Regions from separate parts of the Mus musculus genome. Here region 2 is linked to region 1. Evidence: chromatin loops called from intact Hi-C (ENCODE). Cell type or tissue: heart. All regions are shown on one strand. Links, peaks and the distances in the headings refer to the core of each region. The heading gives the core; the rest is flanking DNA.

Region 1 (7,555 bases), core at 2,700-5,199:
CTGCAGCCCTGTCATCACTAACAGACATTTCCACCATTGCCATGGTTATGTATATTCATTATTTATGTGCTCAATACCTTTTATAAAGTTTTCACCATAATGGCCTGCTCTCTCTCTTTCCAACCCCACTCACAGGCAACTCATTTGCATACCACCCCCAAGGTTTGCATGGTGTGGTTTTGTGGCATTTCCTTGGCCATCCTCTTTTGTCACAAAACCCTTTCAGTAGTAGGATACAAAAAGCAATATATGCCAGATTGTGGTAGCATAGGCCTTTAATCCTAGTACTTGGGAGCAGTGACAGGTAGATCTATGTGAACTTGAGTCCAGATGTCTAGAGAGCAAATTTCACAAGAGCCAAGGCTACACGGAGAAACACTGTCTTGAAACCAACAAAACAAAACAAAAAGCAGAGAAAGCCAACTTCAGTGGGTGTAATGAACTCAGATTTCCAGAGTGTGAAGGATACAGAGGCACTCAAGAGAGGCAAAGGACAGAGAAGAAAAACCTCTCTCCTCTTACCTGGGCCAAAATCCACCATCATGCGTACCCATTCCTCAGTGTTCAGTCTGTAGACACCTTTCTCCTTGTCTACCATCCATGAAATGGGAGCCTCTGAGAACACTGCACAGCAGAACGGCTCTACTTTGATCACACAGAGATAACCATACAAATTTCCCTCTTGAAACACATCTATGACTCTGGTCTCATAAGACACCTTGTCCTTGTCTTTAGATGAACAAAAATGGAAAACTGGCACCTTGGATATTGTTTCATTCGCCACAGTTTTCAAAGAGTCACGGTCAACGTTGTCTTTTGGGCATCCCAAGATGATTCTCTTATCATCCACTCCAATGAAAAGATAGCCTCCCTGGGTGTTTGCAAATGCGGAGATGTATTCTGGAATTATGTTTTTCATATATGCTTGGACGTGTTTGGTAGAGAATTGTTTAAACTCTATAGATGTGGATTCAGAGAAAAGCAAGCATTGGCCATATTCAAGTTTCTTACTTTGGAAAATTTCAAAAGCTGGATTTGATTCAAGGCTGTTCTGACACATGGCTCTCGGAATTTTAGCCGGTGGAGCTCCGTCATCAGTAGGCCTGTATTTGATACATGCCTTCTTATCTTTCAGAAATTCAAATGCTTCTCTTGAATCCATGGCAACCTTAGAAGTTATAGATCTACAGTACAGAGAAGAGCCCAGGCTGCAAATTCGAGGCTTAGTAGAACCATCTTCAGGCCTGCAGCTCCAAGATTTAACAAAAATGTAGAACTGGTCCTCTTGTTGCTTGGTCTCAAAGAAAGCCTGCATATTAGGGGACATAATAAGCTCTCTCAAAGACTTTTCCAAGTCCTGTCCCATCTCCACAGGATGCTCACTCTTGTTAGTCATTTGCATAGCAATTAATCCTCCTCCAGAGTTTAACAGAGCACAAGCAGCCTCTGTAATTCTTGTCTTCTCCAGCTTTCTTTTCTTTGAGTCCATTTTATTTCTATCTTCTTCTCCGATAGTCACTTCTCCTGCGTAGATGGTCAAGTCTGGGCACGACCATTTCACTGCTAAGGAGGGATGTGTCTCCATGCTGATCCTATAGTCAAACAATCCAAACATTTGTTTTACTTTTACTAAAAACTTACTTCTCCCATGCACACAATTCACTCATCTACGTATTGAAACATATTTAATATGAGGTAAATATATTCTGTCAGAGCAATAAAATATCAAGTAAGATAAAAATAGTCCTTTCTCTTTAGAAACTGTTTTGAAGGGGCAATCAAAGTAGAACTTATCATCAAATGTGATATGGGTTATAGTAGGACAAACAATTGATGGGGTGTCTAAACTAATTTGGCTGTTAACCTGCGATTCAATAAAGCTCTCAGGAGGAGACAATGATGCCTAGGTACCAGAAGTGTCAGGATGTAGCCATTGTCATTAAGGTACAAGACCAGGAGGAATCAATAAATCCAAGGGTGTGCCATGGAGTGAGATATCACAGCTTGGTATATATTTCTAATAAATTAAGAGATGATGGAAGAATATACTTGAAGAAGATGTCGAAAAAAAGGTGAAAACCCAGAGGTGGGAGAAAGGAAGAGGAGTATGGTGTTGGGCATGGAGCTCAAGGGTAGATGCTGAGATTCTCCAGGTATCTAAACTGCTGACCAGAAATGCACACTGAGATTAGGAAGTCTTATTCAATGATGTAGGGAAATGCCAGGCAGTGATGGTGCACGCCTTTAATCCTAGCGCTTGAAGGCATGCCAGTAGGATCTCTGAGTTTGAGGCCAGTCTGGTCTACAGAGTAAGTTCCAGGACAGCCAGAGCTACACAGAGAAACCCTGTCTGTGGGCAGGAGAAGGGGAGGGTGGGGGATGTTTGGTGAAATGACATAACTTTTAACTTTAAAAAGTTCCCAGATTCTTTGGCTCATATATGTCAATAAGCAAAAGTCTATGAATTGTCACAATGGATTGAGAAATGAAAAAAATGAAAACTAGGTACAGAAAAGGCCACTAGATAGACTTACTAAAAGAGAGAGGGAAAGAGAGAGACAGACAGAGAAAGAGAGAGAGAGAGAGGCACAGAAAAATTTGTATTAAGAGAAATTGATAGTTCTCTTTGCGATGGGAATATTAACAATATATACCATGGAGGAGAGAGAGCCAGCACAGAATGAACTTAAAGATGGAGCAGGAGGCTGAGGGACTGAAACAACAGAATCCTGAGCACCAAGGTTTGGAAATGACAGTGGTCCATGAGCTGGGAAAAGGTGAAGAAGAGGAGAAAGGCAAGCAGTGGGCCTGGTAGAGGTTAGGTTACAGATGTCTGTATGTCTGTACATCTCCTGCCTGGTGCCTGGTCAGAAAAGGGCTTCAAATTCCCTGGGACCAAAATTATGAGAATTGCTCATTGCTGTGTGGGTGCTATGAATTGAACCTGGGTCTTCTGCAGGAACAAGAAGTGATCTTAACTGCTGAGCCATCTCTCCAGATGTATATAATTGAGGTTTTTTAAGGGAGTAAAATCCTAAAAGTGTCATGTGACCCAGAATAAGGCCAGACTAGAGGATGTTTGCCAATGTTGAAGGATTGTAGGGGCTTGTGGGACAGCTGGTCTATAGTAATGGCACCATTCCCTGAGACCTGCAGAAAGGTGATCTTGTCTCCCTTATACAATCATATAAACAGTCGGTGAAAGATTAGGCCTCTGATGACTGTGTGTAGAAAGTAAGAGTGGAACACACAAGACACTAGAAGGGCTGGGGCAGTACACTGGGCAAAACAAATTGGGACTGGCCATCTTAGGCAGAACTGGGACAGAAAGGAAACAGGCTTTAGAAGGTGTGCTATTTGAGAAACTGAAATCCCAGGGTCTTAGGCTCTTTTCCATAGCTTCTGGATTATAAACCCTGGGTGAGATAGTAGCTATTCTATTTCTGCCTCTTGGCTCATTGCTCAGTTAAAGACAGTATCTTAGAGAGAGGGGTCGCTCAGTGGCATCTGCAGAATCCCTTTCAACATTGTCATTTCAAAGCTGAACCTTGGGCCTAAAGCTTGTACTCTAACTTGCACCTACTAAGAGTAACAGGCTCTACCAGCTCAGAGACTGCCTGTTGAGATTGCCAGCCAGAGCAAGCCAGAGTGACAGAGACAGCCTCCCTCCCCCATCCCTTCACCCATCTGGGTCCCCCTTCTCCTGTGCTGGGCTGGTCAGTCTCTCACCCACTGGAATCATCCCCTTTCACTCCCAGGCCCCTCCAGTCCTCAGCACCTACTTTTAAAGGAACGCGTCGCCAAGTCTGAGAAAATATCCGGGTCTTCAGACAGGAGAGACACAGTGGTGCCACCCTGGCTTCTGGGCTGCTCAGGTCCCAGTTCTGGTGTGCTGGACCTCAGGGAAGGTGGAGGGGAGCTGAGGGTCTCACCAGGTCCTGGTTGCTCCGGATCCCAGAGCGCAGAGCGCGCGGAGGTGGCGCGGAATTCCAGCCTTTCCTTTTCACTGCCTGACTCTCCACCCACCCTCTCCCGCCCGTGGGCAGAGACCAATAGGAAGCCTTCTAAATACTGGAAAGCTTGAAACTCAGAAACTAAACTTCAATAATTGTGAACCTGAGCTATATTGGGCGTTCGGATTGTTCTTGGTGTTTTTAGTTTCTTTTGGTCTCTGCTTTCTCCCCACTTCCTCTTTCCTCCTTGCTCGTCCTAAATGCTAGTGTTCCCTCATGGACCTATCTGTCTGCATCTATATACCGACTAATCAATCTGTTTATGGGATCTTTTCATACAAATTACACAAGACAGGATAAAATTTTTTCAAAAGGAGATAAGCTCTTCTCCAGCCCCTTCCCTCTGGAGCTCTTCTCCAGCCCCTTCCCTCTGGAGCCGGGCCTCCCATCTTTCCCTGGCTCCCTTGAAGGTCACACCTGGACCCTCACTCACCACTTCCAGTGGAGTTCTCTTGATCCCTGTTCCCTGGCCACCTTGGAAAGCAGAATTTGGAAACAGACAGGAATGTAAGTCTCCCTTTCTTTCCAGAAGCCAGCCTCCTGACAAGATCCTTCTGGTCTGTGGCCGGGTAGTGTTCCACTTGTGGACTAGTCACCTGCCTGTGAAGTCCAGAAAAGCAGCCCTGGTTCTACTGTGAGTTTGGCTAGCAGTGGTAACAGCGAACTGGCTCAGTTCTTCTTGTGGTTGCGTTACTTGCTTTTGGGGAAAACGAAACTGCTCAAATTTTCTGGCCAGCTGCAGGCATGCTGCCAGATTGAGCTCACTTCTGGTTTTGAAGGATCTGACTGTCTTGCTGTGTTTCCAGCTAAGCCCCCATTCTTAGCTATTCGTGGGCCTCCTCACTGTAGCAAGGACTTATAGCCTTCTCAGCCTGAAGGGGTTCCCTGCTGTGGAAAGGACAATCAAAGAAAACATAATATTTCATATAGTGGGATTTTTTTAGGGTTAAGCAAATGTATAAGAACTCTACCGAACAGTGTTAGAACGGTGGCATAGCTAGAAGAGGAAACACGAAGCGTTCACTCACTGGAAACTGAGCTTAGGTAAGAAAGGAGCAGGTTATATCTGTGAAAGCTTACATCTGAACTTATGATCCTTTATCGTGAAGTCTGTAAGAAGTCTGGCAGTCTTACCTAGTTAAATAATGTACTAATGAGCACACACAGTGGTGGATTCCCTTAGGGTAAGGAGCTACGTCTGTTTTCTAGCTGTCAAGCTACAGTTACCTTAGCTATCAATGGAGTCAGAAATCTGAAAATAAAGTATAATCTAGGAGTCATGTATTAATTAAAATGACAGAGTTTCATGTACGGTTCACTACATAAACAGCTCCCAGGTACTTGAGGTCTCCATGGCATCTTGGGCAGAGTCAGTCTAGATTTCAAGGCCAAAAGACAAAAACCTTTTTTTCTGTGGAGTTAGATATGTGTGAAATGAGAAATGACCCACCTTGGCTTAGGCAATATGAGGCATTTGACTCTCAGGGTATCCTGTTTGTCCACAGTGTAAACCAAGCCGTAGCAGCAGCCAAGACTAGTAGACTCTTGTGTCCTTTTTTCCTTGGAGAACATAAAAGATAACTCTCAGGCTTTGGGAGTCTCTGTCTGTCATGAGCTTAAAAATTAATACATTTAGCAGATTTCTGACAAGTTTGACAGTAGTCTCTATTGAGCATATCTGAGTTAGACGACCTGTGATTGCTTAATTACTTGTTTGAGAATGTACTAGCAAATAGGGTACACTATAACTTAATGGCAGTTAAGAAATAAGGGTAAACATATATTTATAAAAGACAGTGATCTTTAACCTCATATTGTTTACAAATCATTATTTACTAAGGCAGGATAGAACAAAAACCTTATCTTGTTAAGTGACTTTGACAGGTTGTATCAGTAGATAAAAACACATGAAGAGATACACACCCAAAGAGACAAATGACAGAGTTTTGTCTAGTGTACACATGGCTTCGAGTTGATGTGGACCAGAATGGAAAGAAATCAGAGGGCTGACAGCAGTGGCTTGAGGGCGTGGTGGGGCCAGGGGCGAGGGGAGGTCAGAAAGCAAGTGTGTTAGGGCAGCTTCAGGCCAGTGCCACAAGTGCCACGTGTGGGTGCTCAGGCTGTGCAAACAGGCCAAATGAATAGGGAAACAGAGGAGCCCCAGCTCTAGGCTGCAGACTATGGGCAAGCAGAGCTGATTCCCCAGGAAAAAAACTGAGAATGAAATGGAGAGCATCAGACTTAGGAGCTGGGGAGAGGCTCTAGGGATTGGCATTGTAGGAAATAATGTAAAGAGAGTAGATGGCTCTTTATAGGCGCAATCCCACTCCTGATCAGCACGGGAGATTTGACTTGCTCCATTTCCAACCCCGGCTGGTTCACAGAGTGGGAGACAGGTGCATGCTTGTGTGCACCAGGCATGCCCATGCTCTGGCTAGGACAGGAGATGCTCATCCTGAAGCTGGAAGACCAGGAGGATCCACAATAGCCCAGATAGCATACACTTCAAGGGAGTGGTTCCCTCCCCTCCCCTTGCCAGTTGTCCCTGCTGTCCCATGAGATGGCAGCAGCAACAGTGGCAGTTGCATTGCAGAAGGGGCTGCATCTGCAGCACCAACATAATCAAGCCTGACAGGGCCTTTATAAACCCCTGTCTAATGTAATTTACAGTCATTCTCTGGGAATGCCAGGCATGGACCTGGCCATATTTAATAAAGCTTGCTTCAAACTTGCCTTAAAAACTGAGGTAGTGGTCTCATTCTTGTTCAGTGGGACTAACAATGCTGTAGCAGTAGCTGAGTGCTTTCATCTTAACCCACAATCACAAGGACATAGAGAATTGAGAATGGCTTCTTTGTTGTTTTCTTCTTCTTCTTCTTCTTCCTCTTCTTCTTCTTCTTGTTCTTCTTCTTGTTCTTCTTCTTGTTCTTCTTCTTCTTCTTCTTCTTCTTCTTGTTCTTCTTCTTGTTCTTCTTCTTGTTCTTCTTCTTGTTCTTGTTCTTCTTCTTCTTCTTCTTCTTCTTCTTCTTCTTCTTCTTCTTCTTGTTCTTCTTCTTGTTCTTCTTGTTCTTCTTTTTCTTGTTCTTCTTGTTCTTGTTCTTGTTCTTCTTCTTCCTCTTCCTCTTCCTGTTCCTCTTCTTGTTCTTCCTCTTCCTCTTGTTGTTGTTGTTCTTCTTCTTCTTGTTCTTCTTCTTCTTGTTGTTCTTGTTCTTGTTCTTCTTCTTCTTCTTCCTCTTCCTCCTCTTCCTCTTCCTTTTCTTTTTCCTCTTCTTCTTCCTCTTTTCCTCCTCATTCTCCTCCCCCTCCTCCTTCCTCTTCTTCTTCTTTTAAACATCGAGTGGTACAAAGAACAGAGCTGCAAGGACACTGCTGAATTCAAGTGCACTCTCACCTTCCATTGCCCTCTTAATCTGGCTGCATCCACGGTTGCAGAAAGCTGGAACTTAGGTGGAAAGAACCAGACTATCCAGTACTGCTTTTATTTTCTTCTAAGATTCTTTTAACCAAAGTTAATCCATCATAACTTTGAAACACAGAATGTT
Region 2 (7,555 bases), core at 1,963-4,462, 60 kb before region 1:
CATAGCCCGCAGCTCCAGTACCTGGAAAAACTCAACTTCACAAAGTCCTCACACGTTGAATTTCAAATGTTCTCGGCAGACCTTTCCCAGGGCATTAGAGAGAGACTTCCCAAGTGTGTTTCTGCACTTGCCAATTCTGAAGGGGGCTATGTGTTTTTTGGTGTGCATGATGAGACCCGTCATGTCATTGGATGTGAAAAGGAAAAGATAAATTGTACCAACTTGAAATCTACTATCGATGCCTGTATCAGGAAGATGCCTGTCTACCACTTCTGTGGACAAAACCACAAAGTGCAATATGAGCTTAAATTCCTTGAAGTGTATGATAAGGAGGCCCTCCATGGGTATGTCTGTGCAATCAAGGTCGAACGATTCTGCTGTGCAGCATTTGCCAAAGCGCCCGATTCCTGGGAGATAAAGGACAATAATAAGAAGCCGCTAACTGCGAATGACTGGGCCTCTCGGATGATAGAAATCAACCCAGGTCAGGGAACAAGACGGAAATGTTGCTGGGGGTGGGGTGAGGAGTGAGGTGGGGGAGGGGTGAGGCTGGGGGGGGGGTAGGGGCAGGGGAGGGGTGTGGGAGGATAGAGAGAAGAGAGAGATGTGAAATTCTTTGGAATCTGGGGGAAGAGATTAATTCCTACAGATGGTAAGTTACCGCCCTTCCCTCTGACTATTCATCTTGAATACTCTGCATGCATCAGAATGGCAGTCCCGTTAGAGGTTGATGCGGGGACAATTCGAAAGAGTCACTTCTGTTCCTTCCACATTTCTTTTCTTGTTTACTTTTTGAGTCAGGTTAGCCTAGGCTGGCCCCAAACTCAAAAACCCCCTGCTGCAGTCTTCAAGAGTGTTGGGTGACAAGCGTGAACCACCACGCCTGGCACAGATTTCCTCACGTTCATATTAAGACCTCTTCCTTCCCAAATACCAGCTTTCATTTAACCACTCAGCAAATCCCCACTACACACCAACAGGTGTGTCAGGTGTGTCCTTTCTAACTAACTTTTTGACAGTTTCCCCTCCCTGTTTTTTAAAGCACTCTTAAAATTTTTTTTTATTTTACATATATAGATATTTTGCCTGAATATTTGTGCAACATGTATGAACAGTGCCTGTGGAGGTCAGAAGAGGGCAACAGAAGTCATGGAACTGGAGTTACAGATGGTTGTGAGCTGCCAAATAGGTGCTAGGAACAGAACCTAGGTCCTTTGGAAGAATGGCAATGCTCTGAAGTGCTGAGTCAACTCCCAACATGCAAAAAACACATTTTTAAAAAATCCTTTCTCTGAGCTTTTCATGAGCAAACCACGGTTTCTCCATTTTCCCATTTCAGGAGCCACAGTATGACACTAACCATACTGCCAGGCCAGAGAGCAGGGATGTGATAGGCATCTGCTTTAGAAAAGGCAAGACAAAATGGGCTTAGATGAGAGGAAGCCAATGGTAACTTCAAAAGTAACAAAACAGGGAGGGAGGAGGAGATAGGGGGCTTGTGGAGGGGAAACTGGGAAGGGGAAGAACATTTGAAAAGTAAACAGAATAACCAATTAAAAAGTAACAAAACAAACAAACAAAAAGGTCATTTCAAAATTATTCAGAATCCTAGACCATTGACCGTCACATTTTCTATTCACATATACTTAAAATAGTATTCTAAAAATATACAATAATTTTATTTCAATATGATTAACTATTAAAGGTTTGGAGAGGTAGCTCAGAGGTTAGGAGCATGGGCAGTTCTGGCAGAGAACCTGGGTTTGGTTTCTAGCTGATCTGTGCTGGAAATGCAAATATCTGCAAATGGTTCAGCTAAGAGGCGTTTTCTGCCCTCTGTGTACTCAACGGTTGTTTCATGTTTCCTCAGACCTTTCCAGTTTCCCTCAGATGATCCCCTGGAAGAGTATGTTAAACACCACACCCTGCAGCAAGACCGTGTTCACACATAAATATTTGAAATGTGTGGAAGACCTGCAGAAGGATTACTTTCCAGGTAACTGTTGTTTCTGGCCACTTTGGAACAGGTTGACTGTTTCCATATTTGGGGGAGAAAAGCCTTGTTTTGAGTCCATACAAAACCACCTATGGAAAGTGCAGAGAGGGGCTGGAGCTGTGGCTTAACAGTTAAAAGCACTGGCTGCTCTTTCAGAGGACCTGGATTTGATTCCCAGAACCCACATGATGGCTTACAACCATTACCACAGTGGGTAAGTATGTTGCAATGTAGTTGCAGCATCCAACATTAGCAGTGAGAACGAGTGCATTATTGCCATGTGCCATGTGCAAGTGCAGGGCTGAGTGTGGACCATGTCCAGGTACATCTTGTGACTTTGTTCATAGATTTTCTAGGTTCTCTTATTGATAAGAAAATATTTTGAAACATTCTGGTGTTTCTGGATTTTTCTTGGTTTTAGTTGTTTCACCATTAAGCTTTTGCAGGACATAGAACAAAGACAAATTTAGACAGGGTTTCTCTGTGTAGCCCTGGCTGTCCTGGAACTCACTTTGTAGAGGCTGGCCTCGAACTCAGAAATCTGCCTGCCTCTGCCTCCCGAGGGCTGGGATTAAAGGCATGCACCACCTTCCCACTAGTGTTCTCATAGTCCAAGAGAGGTTCTTTCTTGCTGCCTTGGCTACTGTGTTCTCAGTGTAGTCCATGTTGATCACAGCTGGTTATGGGCTCCCTCAGACTCAAGATTGCTTCTCTTTTTGTTACTAATATAAAACTGATCATTGATACATGATAGAGCTCAAAGATCGAGATCTACATCATATAATGGTAGAGTAAGACTAATTACTAGCTACTGATTTGTTTAGTGATTTACTTAAAGCACTGCTTGTACATCTGTTGGCCAAGCAGGGCTTCACTTGCCATCTGAAACAGAATGACCTGGAGAAACAGTTAATAAATAAATAGACAAATAAATAAATAAGTCCTGGCCCTCTAAATCCTGCTGCCTGCCACATACTCTATAAAATCTTGCTTGCTCGCTCCCTCCACCTAGTGGTTTTAAAGTGTAATGCGTTATTACAGATGGCACGGGCATGAAGGCTTTTCATCCACTGGTCCTCTCTTCCACTCTCATTGGTGTTATTCAAGAAAGATTATTCAAGAGTGCTTATTCAAGAAAGATTCCCACAGCAATGGTGATTATTAGCTTGTCTCTGATTCATTCCGATTCTTTCCTTGTCTAGTGTCACCCAACAGGATTACATATACTCCAGAGAGCGTCTACAAGGACCTCTTCGCAGATTACAGAGGACTAAGAAACTTAATAAATATGGAAATGCGCTGTTTCTCTCAAGGGATATTGATCTTCTCCCACAGCTGGGCTGTAGATCTAGGTCTTCAGAGGAGGCAAGATGTCATCTGTGACGCTCTTCTGATTTCCCCGAACAACGTTCCAATCCTGTACACCATTTGCAACAAGTGGGATCTGGGGAACAGGCACTATTCCATGAAAGTTGCCCGTACCCTGAAGCAGAAGCTGGTGAACATGGGTGGCTACCCTGGAAGATTAGGCATCATTCCCTTGGTCTTACCACTGGGTTCTCACCAAAGAGTAAGGAATGACTTAGAAATGCCAGTGTACCCCGAATCCTATAACTTCATAACCACACAGCAGGTGGAAGCTCTGTTGCAATCTCTTGTGATCATCTTGTTTGGGTTCAGACCCCTGTTAAATGAAGAGTTAAACTTGGAGTCTGAGACTGTGGCCCTGCTCTCAGACCAACAGTACGGGTTGCTTTCAACTAACCTGAGCAAGCACAGAGAGATGTTTGTTCACGGCTTACCTGGATCAGGGAAGACCACTCTAGCTCTCATGATCGTGGGGAAGATCAGGAATGTGTTCAACTGTCAAGCTGACAACATTCTTTACATCTGTGAGAACCAGTCCTTGAAGAGGTTCATTGTGAGGTAAGCAACCTGACTATTCATTTCTTTCTGGTGGGCAATTTGAATGGGCGTGGCTTTCGAGGGCTAAGCTCTGGGTTGTTGCTTCCATGCTCAGGAACTATTCCTATCTATTGGGCTGCCTTTCTTTGCTTAGCTGAGGAAATCTGACTGTGTTTCTTACACTTGCATCAGGAAAAACGTTTGCCAGGCAGTGACACGGAAAACCTTCATGAAAAATACCTTTGATAATGTGCAACATATCATCGTGGACGAAGCTCAGAATTTCCGAACGGAGGACGGGAACTGGTACGCAAAGGCCAAAGCCATCACTCAGAGAGCGAGAGATGGCCCAGGAGTTCTCTACATTTTTCTGGATTACTTTCAGATCAATCACTTGTGTTGCAGTGGCCTCCCTGAGCTCCAACACCAGAAGCCGTTATTGAAGCTCACCAGAATGCTCCGCAGCGGAGACAACATAACCAGCTACCTTCAGGATATAATGCATCAAATCAGAGAAAATCCTCCCCCAAATGTCCCCCAAGAAGCCTTGATGGTGGGTGAAGAACTTGAATGGGGTCCAGATGTCACAGGCAACTTAGAGATTACTGATAACTTGAATTTGGAGCAGATGTCAGTCTATGTAGCAGAGAAATGCCAGAGTCTTTGGAGGTCTGGCTATTTCACGGATGTTGCTGTTCTTTTCACTAGAGCCAGAGATATAGAAAAATGTAGAGACAAGCTTCTGCTAGCAATGAGGAGGAGGTCCATGTCTCAGCTCGCTGAGGAGCCCAGTTTACTAGTGCAGGTCAGGGAGGGGTTGGATAGTCTGGGTAGTCACGTCGTGTTGGAGAGTGTTCACCGATTTTCAGGCATGGAAAGAAGTATTGTGTTTGGGATCATTCCAATGGGATCTGAGACGGCCATTTTCTACAATGCTCTGCTCTGTCTGGCTTCCAGGGCAAGGACACATCTGTATATTGTAAAGGTTGTGTTTTGATAGGAAGATGCCAGTTTTCAGTTAGCTTGGGTTGGTCTCTAGCTGTCTTTGAAGCTCTTTGATCTAAACATTTAAGCACCAAAAACATTTCATGTACAATCAGCCACACTCAGGGCAAGCAAATATGAGTATGGGGGATGTAGACAGTAGGAAGAGACAGCAGAGCAATTAGCTGGCACTGAGATATCCTTTCTCTCTCTCTCTCTCTCTCTCTCTCTCTCTCTCTGTGTGTGTGTGTGTATGTGTGTGTGTGTATCAGGAAGGACTGGTTGTTTGAGGTAGGCAGGAAAGAGCTAATTATGAGATGACTGCTGACTTCTCGTAGACTCAGATATTTTCCTTGTTTTTAACACAGCCACCGGCAGAAATGCTTGATCTTGGTGTGTGGAGGGAGCATGAAGGGGAGAGGGGGAGAGAGTGTGTCCATCTTTAGCAGGACATAGTTTGAAATGTAAGTTCACAAACTGCAAGCTATGATTTCAGGGTGAGTCCAGTTCAGTTTAGCTTGTCGAGTTGCTTCCTGTTTTGCCTTTCATCGGCATTGCTGTTTCTGATCTTTGCCTTCTACATGACTTATTTATTCAGAATCTTTGACTCCGCCTTAATACTATTCCTGTGGGGACCCAGAGTTACTACCGTCAAAGTGCCAAAGTGTGGGTGCAGTGGTTTGGAAGGTAGAGGGCCGAAGAGGAAGAATGTACAGAGTCTAAGCCTGGCATCACTCCACACTTAATTTAGTAACCACAGTATGCAAACATAAGTCAAATATCTCTGCTCTCTGTGCGCTCCCCAGTTCAAACAGCCTTTCGAAGGCCGTTGCTGAAAAAATACTCATTTGTCATTTGCTTTAGGTCTCTGTATAGCCCTGGCTGTCCTGGAACTCACTCTGTAGACCAGGCTGGCCTCGAACTCAGAAATCCACCTGCCTCTGCCTCCCGAGTGCTGGGATTAAAGGCATGTGCCACCACGCTCGGCTTCTCTGAAACTCAATATTTAGAGCCAAACAGAGCAAACTTTTCTGGGAGACACAAACAAACAAAAATCCAGAGTTCATTTCCAGGGATGATTTGCAGGAGCAAATCATGAAAACTTAAGGAAAATGAATAAACATAGAGAGTATGATATAAATTGAATAACTTAGAGAAAAAAAATCACACATTCTAATGGGTGGATCGGAACCTACCATGTTTATCAGAGAGTGTGTGGGTATGGGTGAGTGTGGGTGTGGATAATAATCAGAAAAAAAAGACAAAGAAGCTTGGGGAAATGGAGGGCTGGAGAGTAGGGCATCAGGACACATGTGCTATGAAGCAGAAAGGATGCTGTGGGGAGATGGAAGTGGAGTCACAAGGGAAGGCTCAGGGAGGGGAGGGGCACAGATATTAGCAAAATACTGTAAAAAAATAAACTTGAACATAGAATCGGTTTGCTTTAGGCATCTAGTTACATTCTTAGAGAATTTATATCAAAGAAATTTACTTCTAGCCAGGAAGTGATGGCACACACCTTTAACCCCAGAACTCAGAAGGCAGAGGCAGGTGGATCTCTGAGTTGGAGGCCAGCCTGGTTTACAGAGTGAGTTCTAGGACATCTAAGGTTATACAGAAAACCCCTGTCTCAAAAAGCAAAGCTGAGCCAAGCCAAGCCAAGCCAAACCAAACCAAACCAAACCAAACCAAATCAAACCCAAAAACCACCATCAACAAAAAAACTCCAAACAAATGACAAAGAGCCAGGTAGTGGTGGTGCATAGCTTTAATCTCAGCACTATGGAGACAGAGACAGAAGGATCTCTTAAGTTTGAGCTAGCCTGGTCTACAGAGTGAGTGTCAGGATAGCCAGAAAGGTCAAGAAACAATATGCTGGGGAAATGCTGGCAGCAAATGTCATAAATATTTTTTCCCTAAAGTTTCTATTCATGGTAGTTTAATCCCAGCACTCAGGAGGCAGAGGCAAGTGGATCTCCGTGAGTTTGAGTCCAACCTGGTCCACATAGTGAGTTTCGGGCTAACCAGGGTTACATACTGAGACCTTGTCTCAAAATTTTTTTTTATACATAAAAGAAAAATTTCCGGGCTGGTGAGATGGCTCAGTGGGTAAGAGCACCCGACTGCTCTTCCGAAGGTCAGGAGTTCAAATCCCAGCAACCACATGGTGGCTCACAACCATCTGTAACGAGATCTGACTCCCTCTTCTGGAGTGTCTGAGGACAGCTACAGTGTACTTACATATAATAAATAAATAAATAAATAAATCTTAAAAAAAAAAAAATATAAAAAAAAAAAAAAAAAAAAAAGAAAAATTTCCAAGATTAAAGGAAAACTGGACAAAGAATTTGACAGGAAGAGCACAGAAGGAGTTTAAAAAGCTCCTACACATGGGGGAGACATCCCTTACGGTGGCATGAGTGTCACATAACCAGGTGTGTGACAACATGCTGTTTGGAGAGAAAGACCTGGCAATGGCCATGATATGCTTGGATGTTTGTAACCTTTTACCCTGAGATTCATTCCTAAGGAACTTATTCTGCACAGACAGCTTGCACACATGTAAAAAGCTTCTGGGTCGACGTATAGAGTTTTGCTTCTAGTAGCAGAAAGCACAGCAGTAGTAAACACAATACAGATGAGTTGAAGGGAGTAATTTACAGAAAATCA

The links. Peaks named below come from ENCODE experiments on the same cell type or tissue, not always from the same donor. Only the 100,000 strongest peaks of a DNase experiment are listed, where the experiment ranks them.
Region 2: a loop joins it to region 1, with 5 times the contacts of the local background. A loop is called at or near these places in 2 of 42 quality-filtered maps.

Annotation. Positions count from the first base shown.
Region 1 is chr11:83,016,131-83,023,685 of GRCm38, forward strand. Slfn8 (schlafen 8) reads right to left here and starts at 4,680. Exons shown (of 6, transcript NM_181545.4): 1 at 4,447-4,680; 2 at 3,783-3,898; 3 at 523-1,592. The coding sequence starts at 1,585. In heart, for the core only: no CTCF peak of the experiment used is centred there; DNase peaks (open chromatin) are centred at 3,821 and 4,541.
Region 2 is chr11:82,956,807-82,964,361 of GRCm38, forward strand. It overlaps Slfn5 (schlafen 5), which reads left to right. Exons shown (of 6, transcript NM_183201.4): 3 at 1-484; 4 at 1,871-1,996; 5 at 3,199-3,922; 6 at 4,094-7,555. The coding sequence ends at 4,898. Slfn5os (schlafen 5, opposite strand) reads right to left here and starts at 3,875. Exons shown (of 3, transcript NR_045932.1): 1 at 3,799-3,875. In heart, for the core only: a CTCF peak has its summit at 3,010 (motif pointing left); a DNase peak (open chromatin) is centred at 2,995; H3K27me3 peaks cover 581 bases.